Regions from separate parts of the Homo sapiens genome. Here region 1 is linked to region 2. Evidence: chromatin contacts called from ENCODE Hi-C or POLR2A ChIA-PET data. All regions are on one chromosome and are shown on one strand. Each heading gives the region's core, a stretch centred on a gene start or an enhancer-like site at or near the end of the contact. The rest is flanking DNA. Distances are from core to core; before and after follow the strand shown.

Region 1 (6,469 bases), core at 2,641-5,140, 170 kb after region 2:
TTTTTTGAAACGGAGTCTCACTCTATTGCCCAGGCTGGAGTGCAGTGGTGTGATCTCGGCTCACTGCAACCTCCGCTGCCCGGGTTCAAGTGATTCTCCTTCCTCAGCCTCCTGAGTAGCAGGGATTACAGGCACATGCCATGGTGCCCGGCTAATTTTTGTATTTTTTGCAGAGATGGGGTTTCACCATCTTGGCCAGGCTAGTCTCAAACTCCTGACCTTGTGATCCACCCACATCGGCCTCCCAAAGCGCTGGGATTACAGGCGTGAGCCACCGCGCCCAGCCAGGAATGAACTATTGATGCGTGCAGCAGCCTGGATGCATCTCAAGGAAATGATGCTGAGTGAGAAAGCAGCATATGCAGAAGGGAACATACTGTACGATTCTGCTTCCATGACATTCTGGAAATAACAGAATTATGACAGTGGAGAACAGATGAGTAGTTGCCAAAGGTTAGTAAGGGGAAGGGGATGTGGTTATAAAGGGGTGACATGAAAGATCCTTGTAGCAGTGGCATCATGGTACCTTCTGTATGGTGACCGTGGCAGTGCTCACATGAGTCTGTGCATGGGGTAAAATTGCATATAATTAAATATAGGCACACAGAAATGAATACTTGTAGAAATGGTGAAATCTGAATAAGATTGGTTGACTTTGTCAATGTCATTCACCCAGTTGTGGTATTGTACTATAGTTTTACAAGACATTACCATTGGGGGAAACTGGGGGAAGAGTATATAGTATCTCTCTGTGTTCTTTCTTACAGTTGCACCTGAATCTACCATTATCTCAAAATTCAAAGTTTAAAATTAAGAAAAGATTCCTCTATTTTATTTTATATTTTATTTTTTGAGACAGAGTCTTGCTGTCACGCAGGCTGGAGTGCAGTGGCACGATTGTGGCTCACTGTAACCTTCGCCTCCCAGGTTCAAGCAGTTCTCCTGCTTCAGCCTCCCAAGTAGCTGGGACTACAGGTGTATGCCACCATGCCCAGCTAATTTTTGTATTTTTAGTAGAGACGGGGTTTCACCATGTTGACCAGGCTGGTCTTGAACTCCTGACCTCAGGTGATCTGCCTGCCTCAGCCTCCCAAAGTGCTGGGATTGCAGGTGTGAGCCACCGTGCCCAGCTTTCATTTTAAATTTTTATTTTATTTATTTATTTCACTCTGTTGGCCAGGCCGGAGTGCAATGGCGTGATCTTGGCTCACTGCAACTTCTGCCTCCTGGGTTCAAGAGATTCTTGTGCCTCAGCCTCCTGAGTAGCTAGGATTATAGGTACCCGCCACCACACCCGACTAATTTTTGTATTTTTAGTAGAGATGAGGTTTTACCATTTGGCCAGGCTGGTCTCAAACTCCCGACCTCAGGTGATCCGCCCACCTTGTCCTCCCAAAGTGCTGGGATTACAGGCATGAGCCATCGCGCCTGGTCACAATTTTAATTTTTAATTCAGCAAATACGAATAAATAAAACCACATCAAAAAATAAAAATAAAAAAGATCTGCAGACTCTTTAGTAATTTTTTTTTTTTTTTGAGACAGGGTCTCACTCTGTTGCCCAGGCTGGAGAGTAGCAGCACAATCATAGCTCATAGCTCACCGCAGCCTTGACGGCCCAGGCTCAAGCGATCCTCCCACCTCAGCCTTCTTAGTAGCTGGGACTACAGGTCCATGCCACCACAACCAGCTAATTTCTAAATTTTTTTGTAGAGATGGGGTCTCCCTATGTTGCCCAGGCTGGTCTTAAACTCTGGGCCTCAAACAGTCTCCCACCTCGGCCTCCCAAAGTGCTAGGATTACAGGTGTGAGCCACTGCACTTGGCCTCCTTAGTAATTTTTAAGAATTTGAAGATGAAAACATTTGGGACTCCATGCTGAATGCTGTATACACATACCCCAGCTGTGTGGTGTGTACCTGGCTATATGATGGCACGACTGTATGGTACACACCTCAGCTGTATGGTACATACCCCCGACTGTATGATGCACACCCCAGCTCTGTGGTACACACCCTGCTGTGTGGCCCATACCCGGGCTATATGGCCCAGTGGCCAAGTGAATGGACTCTAGGGTCAGATTTTAAGTTTGAATATGGCTCTGCCTGTTATTTTTGGTATATCCATGTGGAGGTTATTTAACCTTTTTGTGCCTGTTTTCTTCAGTTGTAAAGTGGGCTTCCTAGCAGAACCCATCTGGGAGGGAAAGTGAAGATTAAATGTGATCGTTAATATAAAGCATAGTACACAATCAGTATTCAGTGAATATCAGTTACAATTAAGGAAAGCAACCTGGGCTAAGGGCTAGGACATCTGGGTACTTGCAGGCTGGGACATCTGGGTACTTGTCCTGGCTTTGTCCTTAACTCTCAGTGTGACCTTGGTGAGCCCCTTCCCTGCCTGGGCCACCATTTCATTTTCCGTGTGTGACCAAGCTACCATCCAGTGGTTCTCTCTATTCTGATGTCCTGAGTCAGCGCAGAACCAGGGAAGATGTCATCAAGGTGACTTGCACCTGGATTGGGGACTTTTCTGCTTCCGTCCACGTTTCCTGGAAATGCAAGCTCCCTGAGCTCCTGGATCTGACCTAGGAGAAAGGTGCCTCCTTGCCCGTGAGGCTGCCAAGGCGGAGTCACTTCTTTAGGCCGTGCCCTGCAGGTGGCATCGGTTGAGAACCCGGAGCAGTTGGGTGATAGGGAGGAGTCTGGTGTTTGCAGCGGGGCTTCCTCCTTGGTTTTCCTTCCCTCTGCTCCCCAGGCAGCCCATTTGCTTGGTGTCTGTGATGGGTGTTTTAGAGTCAGGCTCTCTGAGCTCAGCTCCTGGTGCTCACACTCTGTGTGGCTTGGGCTCCTCATGTAACCTTGGAGCCGCAGTGGCCCCCGTCTGTAAAAACAGGATTGTTAAGATGCTCCTGGGGCTATCTGGAGGATTCAGGGAGCTAAACCCGTGGGGTGCCAGCACAGGGCCAGGTCTACACTCACCCAGCGATGGCTGTTCTGTGACTCAGAACCCTTTGGAGTTTTTCTGCCTCAGCCTATTTGGGCAGGTAGGTTCCTCTGGATGAGGAATGCCTTTTGTCCCCAGCTAGTCCCCTGCCTGACCTAGGGCACAGGCAGTGAGGGAAAGTGCATTTTTTTTTTTTTTTTGAGACGGAGTCTCGCTGTGTCGCCCAAGCTGGAGTGCAGTTGCGCAATCTCTGCTCACTGCAACCTCCACCTCACGGGTTCAAGCAGTTCTCTGCCTCAGCCTCCCGAGTAGCTGGGACTACAGGTGCCCGCTACCATGCCCAGCTAATTTTTGTATTTTTAGTAGAGACAGAGTTTCACCATGTTGGCCAGGGTGGTCTTGAACTCCTGACCTCATGATCCACCCACCTCGGCCTCCCAAAGTGCTGGGATTATAGGCGGGAGCCACCGTGCCCGGCAGGAAAGTGCATTCTTTAAGAGCCTTTACGAGAGTTAATTTACCTTGCCCTCTGTCAAACTGTTGGAGGTAGATTGGTTCCTTGTTCTGTATTTACCTAGCAAGTGGCTCCCAGTGTTTACCTACCCTAACTTCCTTATAGAAACAGGCATTTATTGAATGCATATTTTCTCCACACTGTATGCTGTTCTAGGGCGTTCTCTGTGTGCTGAGGAAAGGTTAAGGTGTGGCAGAATTTTATTAAGGCCAAGAAAACCGTCAGGGCTTCTGGTTGAAAGTTGCACCAAGGCTGTGGAACTCAGGTGAAACAGCAGAATGTCTTTAGTCTAAAAGGAAAGTTCTATTGAGAAGGCAAATGGAAGCCATGACCAAAAAGGTGACTCCTGAGGGACATGCTCTCCTCACACACAGTGGCCATCCCAGCAAAGCCGCCCTTCCCTCCAGCACCTGCCTCTGTCCTAGGCACGGTGCCCTCTGACAGGCTGCTGCCCTGAGGCTGGCCCAGCCTATTTGTGGCTACACCCTTCCCCTGACTCCCTGTTCTCCCCAGCTCATCACCATGGGCTTTTTTTTTTTTTTTTTTTTTTTTTTTTTTTGAGACGGAGTCTTGCTCTGTCACCCAGGCTGGAGTGCAATGGCATGCTCTTGGCTCACTGCAACCTCCACCTCCCAGGTTCAAGTAATTGTCCTGCCTTAGCCTCCCGAGTAGCTGGGATTACAGACACACACCAACACGCCGGGCTAATTTTTGTATTTTTAGTAGAGGCGGGGTTTCACCATGTTGGCCAGGCTGGTGTCAAACTCCTGACCTCGTGATCTGCCCGCCACGGCCTCCCAAAGTGCTGGGATTACAGGCGTGAGCCACCGCGCCTGGCCTGGGCTTCTTTTTTTTTTTTTCCAATCCTGAAGGATCCAAAACCTGAGGGGAGAGGAAGGGACTTTAGAAAAATCTCAGCTCCACTCCTCTCTTTCCTTACCCCTGACTCAGATCAGCAGTTCCCAGAGTGTCCCACAGGACACAGTACAGAAATGGGGTTCTGTGGGCACGTGTTGTCCACCCTCATTCATTAATTGATTTAGAATCAATAAAGGGTTTTTTGGTTTATTTTTTGTTTTGTCACCCAGGCTGGAGTGCAGTGACACGACCTCAGCTCAGTGCAGCCTCAACCTCCTGGGTTCAAGCAATCCTCCCACTTCAGCCTCCTGAGTAGCTGGGACTGCAGGCACACACCACACACCCGGCTAATTTTTATATGTTTTGTAGAAACGGGATTTCGCCATGTTGCCTAGGCTGGTGTCAAACTCCTGGGCTAAAATGATCCTCCTGCCTTGGCCTCCCAAAGTGCTGGGATTACAGGCATGGGCTACCATGCCTGGCCAGAATTAATAAAGTTCTGAGTCGAATAAGTTTGGGAAACACTGGGTTTGGAACTCAGCTAAGTTGATTTACTGGGACCCTCTAAGAAGGCATTAAGGCAGGGTAGTGTTTCTCCCAAACGAGGCTATCCATGGGACCCATTTCTGCATGTTGAACTCAGCTGGGAGCCCGAGGAGAGTTGTACATGCCTGAGCTCCCTTCAGACTCCCACAGACTTTGTGCTATGGGGCAGGAGGGAGAGAGGAGTGCTGAGGCTGCCGGGCTGCATGGAACCCCAGATAGAGGGAACCCGATAGCACGGTCGGCAGGCTAGGGGAAGTCAAGGAGTCCCTGAAGAGAAAGGGGTCACCAGTTGCTGACCCAGCCTGTAGTAGCCCCTAGGCACAGCGATACTGTCTTAGGGCTGAAAGTTAGGATCTTCCAGATTACTCAGATTCCCTTTGCCCGATGGCTCTGAGTGGCAGTTTTCTAAATGTCCACTGGGTGGCGCTGGCTCCCCAGGAGGCGGCAAAATGAGGCGCCCCTTCCCTTTCCAGCAGGAATTGGCCTTTTTCTTTACTTGAAAATTACAGAATTCCATGCAGATTTTACAGCCTCTGTAGGTAAGCTTTCACAAGGTGTTTTTCTGCACTTGTCCCCCCTCCTTGCCCCGATCGCTCTGCCCCTCTCTTGGGGGGGTTTCTGCTTCTGTTTATGCCCTGGTGGGCCACACCACACTCCCACAAGATGAACATTATACAAAAGAAAACTCAGTGGAAGGTTCCTTCTTTAAACAGAAAGCACTCTCTTCATCTGCCAAATGAAGTGAGAAGGGTAGGAAAATTAGATTTTATTGAAAAAATATATTTAAAACTGATGTTTTTTCAGTTCTGTCTTAGGGCTAGTTAGCAGTGTTATGAGACACAAACAGGAAGGAGTGAGGTGGAAAGGTATGGAAGGTACTGGGCATGGCAGCTGAAGCTTGCAACCCCAGCACTGTGGGAGGCCAGGGTGGGACAACTGCTTGAGGTCAGGAGTTTGAGAACAGCCCGGGCAACATAGCAAGACCCCATCTCCACAGCAAATTAAAAAAAAAAAAAAATTAGCCACATGTGGTGGCACGTGCTTGTGGTCCCAGCTACTTGGGAGACTGAGGCAGGAGGATTGCTTGACCCCAGGAGTTTGAGACCAGTCTGGGCAACATAGCAAGACCCCGTCTCTACCACAAAAGAAAAGAAAAAGATGGAAGGGGAAAAGAGAAGAGTTAAAAATAAAGCAGAGGAAGAGCAGTGAGAAAGGTGAAGGAAGGGAGGAAAGGAAGGAAACGGTGGGAGGGAGGGAGGAAGGAAAGGGAGAGAGGGAGGGAAGGAAAGGGAGGAAGGAAAGGGAGGAAAGGGAGGGAGGGAGGAAGGAAGGGAGGGAGGGAAGGAGACAGGAAGGGAGGTAGGTTGGTTGGTCCGTCGGTCCGTCGGTCCTAGACCAATCAGAGTTTGCATTTCATTTCAGCAACTTCCCTGGGAGAGGGAAAGATTTGTGCCCATGTGATCAAGTGTGAGCAACTCACTAAGCCCTAACTTATTTCTGAGTCACCATTCAGAGACATTGATTTTTTCGACTTTTGATTTCCAACTTCAAAACAAAACAAAGGGACTCAAGAAAACTTTTGAAGGTGATGTGTATGTTTATTACTC
Region 2 (7,030 bases), core at 1,490-3,989:
CCAGGCATGGTGGCGCACGCCTGTAATCCCAGCTACTCAGGAGGCTGAGGCAGGAGAATTGCTCGAACCTGGGAGGCAGAGATTGCAGTGAGCCGAGATCACGCCACTGCACTCCAGCCTGGGCGAAAGAGCAAGACTCCATCTCAAAACAAAAACAAAAACAAAAAAACAGTAACAATTTTCTTGAACTTCTGAGGGTGATTTCCTTTTCTGATACAAAGACATCCAAAGAAATCTCAGAGAGTCTCTATTTTAGAATCAGTATTAAATATATATACATATATATATGTGTGTGTGACTATGTCACAAAGTCTCTGAAACACATAAGTTTAATCTCAAAAACTATCTCTACTTGTTTTTTATTTGTTAGTTTCCTGATATAGGTTTGATTTGGAATCAAATAGAAAGGTCAGGCTTTTCCAGACAGACAGGAAAACCAATATGAATTACTGAATAGATCCCCTCAACTAGAAAGTCTCTGCTGGAATGAACTTTGTCTAATTTTATCAAGTGCACCAAGAACAGCTTCTTTCAGAAATTATCGAGACAGCATCACCTTTTGATTCTTTAATATCAACAGATCAAAAAGCATTTGGTGATTTCTCTGTATTTTATATCTCTTTGTTAAGTTTATTAATGTATACGTTTTTCAAATAAACATTTTGAACAGCCCAAATCAATCAAAGCCATGAGATCACAAAGTGTTGCTTCTCGACACAACATTAGCTTGTTCAGAAAATCCAAAAGCCACATCCAAAGATCAATGATGCTACCTTAAAGACATGAGGGAGGCTCCTTAAGACCCTAGAGACACCAAGGACCCCACAGGGCCAGTCATATGAACAGGCTCAGAAGCCGGCTTGATCCTCAGCACCTCTGCAAAGCCATCACCAAACCAGCAAGTGACATGCGCTATGTCTACAGTAAAGTAGAAAAGGCGGTCCTGGCAAAGCTTCCGGCGGTACACAGACCGAGGATCCGCTGACAGCACAGCCTCAATGGCACGCTTTGCTTCCTCTGCTGACTGAAAATATTTAAATGACGCCTGACCAACATCTGCAATGAAAAAAACACAACTTAATGAGCACTATCATGCAGGTTGAATTTAATTACAACAAACTTCAATATGGAATCTGGTTGGTTCCTTAAAGATCACTTGACATGGACAGGGTTTGGAAAACTATTTGATCATTACGGAGACTGTCACCGTCAAGAGGTGTTTATTATCATTAGGTTTAACTTGTACACCCCCAAATTTTTGTTTTACTGGACAGAAAAATCATGGTAGTATTTTTCCTTAGTCTCCTAAGACAGGTGAGCTTTCATTTTCTGTCAGCCAAGATGTCACTTTTCTGATATCCAAAATGTCACTTTTCTATACTCAATGTAGACTTTAATTCCTTGTCATTTTCTTCTCAGAACAGAGACAAGGAAATGCATGACAGTCCCAGCATCCTCAGAAAGCCACAAGAAAGAGAACTAAACCCACACACACCCAGAACACCAGCTACAGGCGAGAGAGGCTGCACCAGAAAGCTAGTATCACAGACCCGCAGTTACCAGTAACATCCCTTTGCTTTGGGACTCTCTCACATCTGTGTCCCTAAGAAACAGCAAAACTTCCTATGTTTGTAGGATTTTTAATGTATTTTATTTTTAATATGGTATGTATAAAACATAAATTTAGAAAGTAACTGTGACCTAGTTTTTCATAACTACAACATCACATACATCCAAATGCCCCTTCCAGGAAGGTACAGATCTTAAAAACACTGTCCCTGCTCAAAATATCATCTGTGGTGGCAGTGGATCTTTATCCCTCTTGGAGTGGATTTGATTTCTACAAGCAGCCAAAAATCACTGTGGGCCATATCTAATAAGCAGGTTGGGTAAATAAAGCCATGAAGTACAATTTTTAGTCAAAAATCAATTATATGGGCTGGGCACGGTGGCTCACACCTGTAATCCCAGCACTTTGGGAGGCCAAGGCAGGAGGCTCACAAGGTCAGAAATTTGAGACCAGCCTGACCAACATGGTGAAACGCCATCTCTACTAAAAATACACACACACAAAAAAATTAGCCAGGTATGGTGGCGCACGCCTGTAATTCTAGCTACTCAGGAGGCAGGAGGATCACTTGAACCCGGGAGGTGGAGGTTGCAGTGAGCCAAGATTGCACCACTGCACTCCAGCCTGGGTGACAGAAAGAGACTGTATCTCAAAAAAAAAAAAAAAAATCAATTATATGGCAATAAGGTTCCTTTACTGCATGGCTCATAGAAAATGGCTCTGAAGGCCACTCAAAAATGAGGAGAGCTCATCACACTCCCCTGTGACGGCGTTTCTGGGAGAGGCTCCAGGCCTCTGCTTGGCCGTTTATCTGGCATGGGTGCCTTCCCCCAATTCCCTGCCTACTCATCCTGCCAGGCTCAGCTCAAGCACTGTTTCCTTCCACACTCCCTCCCAGACACAAGTCAGGATTCTCCTCTCAGAGTGCCCACAGCACTCTGCCCAGACCTTTACTCCAGCACCAAACTTCCTCCCATTTCAACACCTTTAACCTCTTCTAGACTCAGAACTTCCTGAAGTCACTTCTTATTTCTGCAACAGCTCTGAATTTTGCTGTTTGCTATCAATCAGTTCCTGTTTTGTAGTTACACTGCGTAATTTCTCATTTTAATCATTTTTTTAATCAGTAAGGCATATTTCAAACATCTGACACATACTGCACTGCAGTTTAAAAAACAAAACTTTCCAGGCTGGGTGTGGTGGCTCACGCCTGTAATCCCAGCTACTCAGGAGGCTGAGGGAGGAGAATCGCTTGAACCCGGGAGGAGGCGGTTGCGGTGAGCCGAGATCGCGTCACTACACTCCAGCCTGGGTGACAGAGTAAGACTCCGTCTCAAAAAAAAAAAAAAAAAGAAAGAAAGAAAAAAGAAAAGAAAGAAAAACAAAACTTTCCATAGTAGTTTGCATTAGACAATAACCACAGGACAAGTGGTAAGCATAAAGTGTCTAGAAGGCAGGACTGTTTTGTTCCACCATAAAATCCTTTTACAACTGACCAGCCTCCTCCCATCAACTGTATACAGTGATGTAATGATTTCTATCAACAAAACTTTTAAAAATAAAAAGATCAATTTTAAAATCAAAAGCTTTGTTTAAAAGTAAAGCCTTAGGAGCCAAAGAGAAGCACAACCCTCAAGTGGCATCACCACTCATGACCACGAGACTGCCGTGTCCAGAAGTGCAGGGGGTGCCCTGCATACGGCACTTGGCTGAAGTTTGCATGTTGGGGCTAAAACCAGTTCCTGGGCCCTGGCAGGTGGCTGCCTCCACCCAGAGGAAGGGGTGGCTTTTCCTTTGCAAAAGGCAACAGTGTGGGCTGGCTGTGGCTCTGACAGGAAGAAATGGGGAAATCTCAGAGTCAGTTGGCATGTATCTCCAGTCCCAACTTTTAGACTTCTTTTTCCCATCAGAAAAACCTCCTTCAGGTTGGATTATCAAAGCCAAATACCCCCCTAGCCTCTTCATTCTCTCCCTGCTAGTAAAGCAGGGGAAAATCTAGTATCTTTGGTTGTGTAAGCCTTTATTTTCTGGATATAGAATGAAAGTCTTCATTGTCTCAATAAGGAACTCCAGCTTGCCTTTGCATGTCACTGAGGTGTGACATCCCAGAAATCACACAGGTAGTGATCTGACCCCAGAGATGGTCCCCTGCTCTCTGGGGATACGGACATCAAGTTCCTCTGCCTTTTACTTCTCCCAAGATCAAAACTCAAGTCCTTACAATGGCCTATAAAACCCTTAGGTGACCTCGTCCCTTTTCTAGTGCCTCTTTGACCTCATATCCTTCCGCTCAGCCCTCCTCAGTCCACTCTGACCACATGACCTCAAACGTGCCATGCACCCTCCACTTTGCGGCTGTGCACTGGCTGTCCCTCAGGCCAGCATGTCCTTTCTCTGGACAGGCTGGCTCATGTCTTCACCTCTTTGACCTTTGCTCATATGTGTCTTTCTCAGTGAGGCCCACTGGGGCCACCTATTTAAAATTGCAACAGGCTAGGTGCAGTGGCTCACACCTGTAATCCCTGCACTTTGGGAGGCTGAGACAGAGGATCCCCTGACCCCCAAGAGTTCAAGACAAGTCTGGGCAACAAAATGAGACCCCGTCTCTTTAAAAATTCAAAATAGGTTGGGCACGGTGGCTCACACCTGTAATCTGGACACTTTGGGAGGCCAAGGCGGGGGAATCACAAGGTCAGGAGATCGAGACCATCCTGCCTAACACGGTGAAACTCAGTCTCTACTAAAAATACAAAAAATTAGCTGGGTGTGGTGGCGGGCGCCTGTAGTCCCAGCTACTCGGGAGGCGGAGGCAGGTGAATGGTGTGAACCCGGGAGGCGGAGCTTGCAGTGAGCCGAGATCGAGCCATTGCACTCCAGCCTGGGCGACAGAGCGAGACTCCGTCTCAAAAAAAAAAAAAAAAAAAATCAAAATATTAGCCAGGTGTTGTGGTGCACACCTGTAGTCCCAGCTACACAGAAGGCTGAGGTGGGAGGACTGCTTGAGCCCGGAAGGCTGAGGCTGCAGTAAGCCATGTTCTTGCCACTGCACTCCAGTCTGGGTGACAGAGTGAGACCCTGTCTCAAAAATAAAATAAAATAGTAACAACACTCCAAGCCTGCTGTATTCTTAAATTTTTCAGTAACTCTTATCACCTTCTAATATTATATAATGTTGAATATGTTTGGTCTAATAACTTGATTGCTTATTATACTTTTAATTTGTCTCTCTCCTCCCCATTAGAATGCAAGCTCCATGACAGCAGGGGTTTTTTATATCTGTTTTGTTCACTGATGTATTCCAAGAACCTAGACCAATGTCTGGTACCTAGCAGAAGCTCAGTAAACAACTGTAGAATGAATAAATGAACTTCCCTCTTTATATGGTTATGCTGGCTCCTTACTGAGTTGTAACACAAAGAACAGCTTTTTGCAATCTGACATCTCCTTGGCAACCAGCTTCTTCTTTTTGATGGAGTCTCACTCTGTCACCCAGGCTGGAGTACAGTGGCAACATCTCGGCTCACTGTAACCTCTGCCTCCTAGGTTCAAGCAATTCTCCTGCCTCAGCCTCCTGAGTAGCTGAAATTACAGGCACCTGCCACCAAAACTGGCTTTTTGGATTTTTAATAGAGATAGGGTTTCATCATGTTGGCCAGGCTGGTCTTGAACTCCGGACCTCAAGTGATCCACCCACCTCAGCCTCCCAAAGTGCTGGGATTACAGGAGTGAGCCACCGTGCCCAGCCTGAAATTAGTTACTTCTTACTGGTATCGCTGTATCCACATCTTAACAGCCCCTTCCTTCATCCTAGGCTACTGCTTGGGATCTGCTGTGGGCTGGGGAAACCAGATAACATTTGTTAAGAACCATGTGTTAAAGTAAGCAGGCTCCATGTAAGAGCCCTGTGGCCTCTCTTCTGCAGCAAAGTGTATGCCTCTAGCAGTGGGACTTTGTTGGGGCAAGTTCTGTGCTAAGAGACTCTTCCCCTGTGACTCTGGGCTCCTAGAGTCCTCTGTGCCAGAGGCTGAGCTATCGACTACCTGACAGTCAGAATACAATGCAACATTTCTCAAGTCAGACAGTAAAACAAATAAGAAAACTTTATGTACATAAGTATAGAACAAGCACAATTTAGCTTCTGAATGATATTTGAAGACTCTAAGAACTACTGTAGCAAGTAGACAAGGGGCTGTAAGTCATAGGCCACCTTGTGAGGCAGCAGCCACTCTCTGCCAATGCTTTACTGACAGCCTGGAACTAACTGTGCTGACCACACAGTTGTCCAACAAAAGTCATCACATGATGGTACTGCAAAAATATTATTTTATACCTGTTTCCTAAAAACCAGTCATACTGACAAACACTCCACATACCTGCCTTCACAAATACCAAACTTGGCTAAATCTCAAAGTAAAAGTTCATCTCTCATTCAGAATGAAGAAACTGAAGATACCTTGTGAACTGAGCTGCCCAAGGTCCATCTCGGCATGAGGAGTAAACCGCACTTCTAAAGTGGCCACAGGAGCCTCTGTCACCCAGGCAGGAACCACGCTGCGGGGAGCTCCATCAGCCCTTCCAGCAGGGCAGTGAGGGGCCATGGGCTGTGTCTCTGCCCTGCTTCCTTGCAAGACTGCTGCTCCTTCCACTCTTTCTAGCTTCTTGTCTGTACCTTTCTCTGAAAAGCTCTTCTCTGGGCAATATGGGCCAATTTGTTCTTCTGCCACGCTGGAACTCTGATCACGTCTTGATTCCAAACCAAAATCCACTGCTATCTCCCTGTGCATAGGAAATGCTTGCTGAATTCTGGCTGTGTCACTGTGTGTCAGGTAGTTTTCTTCTGAAGTTCTGTCTTCAGGACATTTAGGTTTCCTCTTAGTGCTATGGTGGGGTTGTGGCTCATCACACCCTGAGAGCTGTCGCTGGTCACAGCTGTCAGTCTTGCTGTCAGACTGGGACACAGTGTTTGGTGTATGTTGGTTATTCTGTAAATTAAAGTCTGCTAAAGGCTCCATCACATTTTGCGGTGAGTCATACTCAGCTATGTAGGGCTTGATGTCTAGTACGGGTGTGCCATGTATCATGTCAATTCCAGAAAGGTATATAGCTCCACCTATGACATAAAAACGTGAAAAATGAAGAACAGTGCAAACACTTGGAGAATACAGTCACGCCCCAGAATCCTCTAACACTGTCTGCTTACGCCTCACTGCACTTACTCATAATTCTCTCACACAGACCTAGTACCAACACACACCCTTCTTGCTACCTGGTAGCCCATCCTCTTCTCTACCTATCAAACTCCTACTTGCTCTTTGAGGCCCTCAAAAGCACACCTTTTACAAAGCCTTTCTGGCTCCTCCAGACAAAAGCATTCTTTCCTACAGTCCCCATAGAGAAGCCTGTGCACAAACCTCTGCTAGAGCGCTTTCCCCACGGTAGGGTAGTGACCTGCTTAGAGTC

What was found. Hi-C counts contacts between places; a loop is a spot of excess contacts on that map. ChIA-PET counts read pairs that join two places held with the same protein, here RNA polymerase II (POLR2A). Pooled maps may share reads with other maps.
Region 1: a pooled map shows a loop between it and region 2 (3-fold over the local background). The contact joins two enhancer-like sites. A Hi-C loop is called at or near these places in 5 of 50 pooled maps. POLR2A ChIA-PET finds 5 or more read pairs at or near these places in 3 of 52 experiments (CD4-positive, alpha-beta T cell, activated CD8-positive, alpha-beta memory T cell and naive thymus-derived CD4-positive, alpha-beta T cell).

Annotation. Positions count from the first base shown.
Region 1 is chr9:98,069,286-98,075,754 of GRCh38, forward strand. The region is part of intron 2 of NANS (N-acetylneuraminate synthase); the gene reads left to right. It also overlaps a transcript of TRIM14 not described here. Among named protein-coding and RNA genes, the nearest start is that of NANS, 16 kb to the left of the region's middle. RefSeq lists enhancers at 2,387-2,887, 5,348-6,154. Within about 2 kb of position 3,891, at least 2 of the 41 ENCODE cell types and tissues checked have a DNase peak (open chromatin) inside an H3K27ac peak, as active enhancers do.
Region 2 is chr9:97,903,937-97,910,966 of GRCh38, forward strand. TRMO (tRNA methyltransferase O) reads right to left here. Exons shown (of 5, transcript NM_016481.5): 4 at 6,024-6,680; 5 at 553-1,056. The coding sequence ends at 797. Among named protein-coding and RNA genes, the nearest start is that of TRMO, 15 kb to the right of the region's middle. Within about 2 kb of position 2,740, at least 16 of the 41 ENCODE cell types and tissues checked have a DNase peak (open chromatin) inside an H3K27ac peak, as active enhancers do.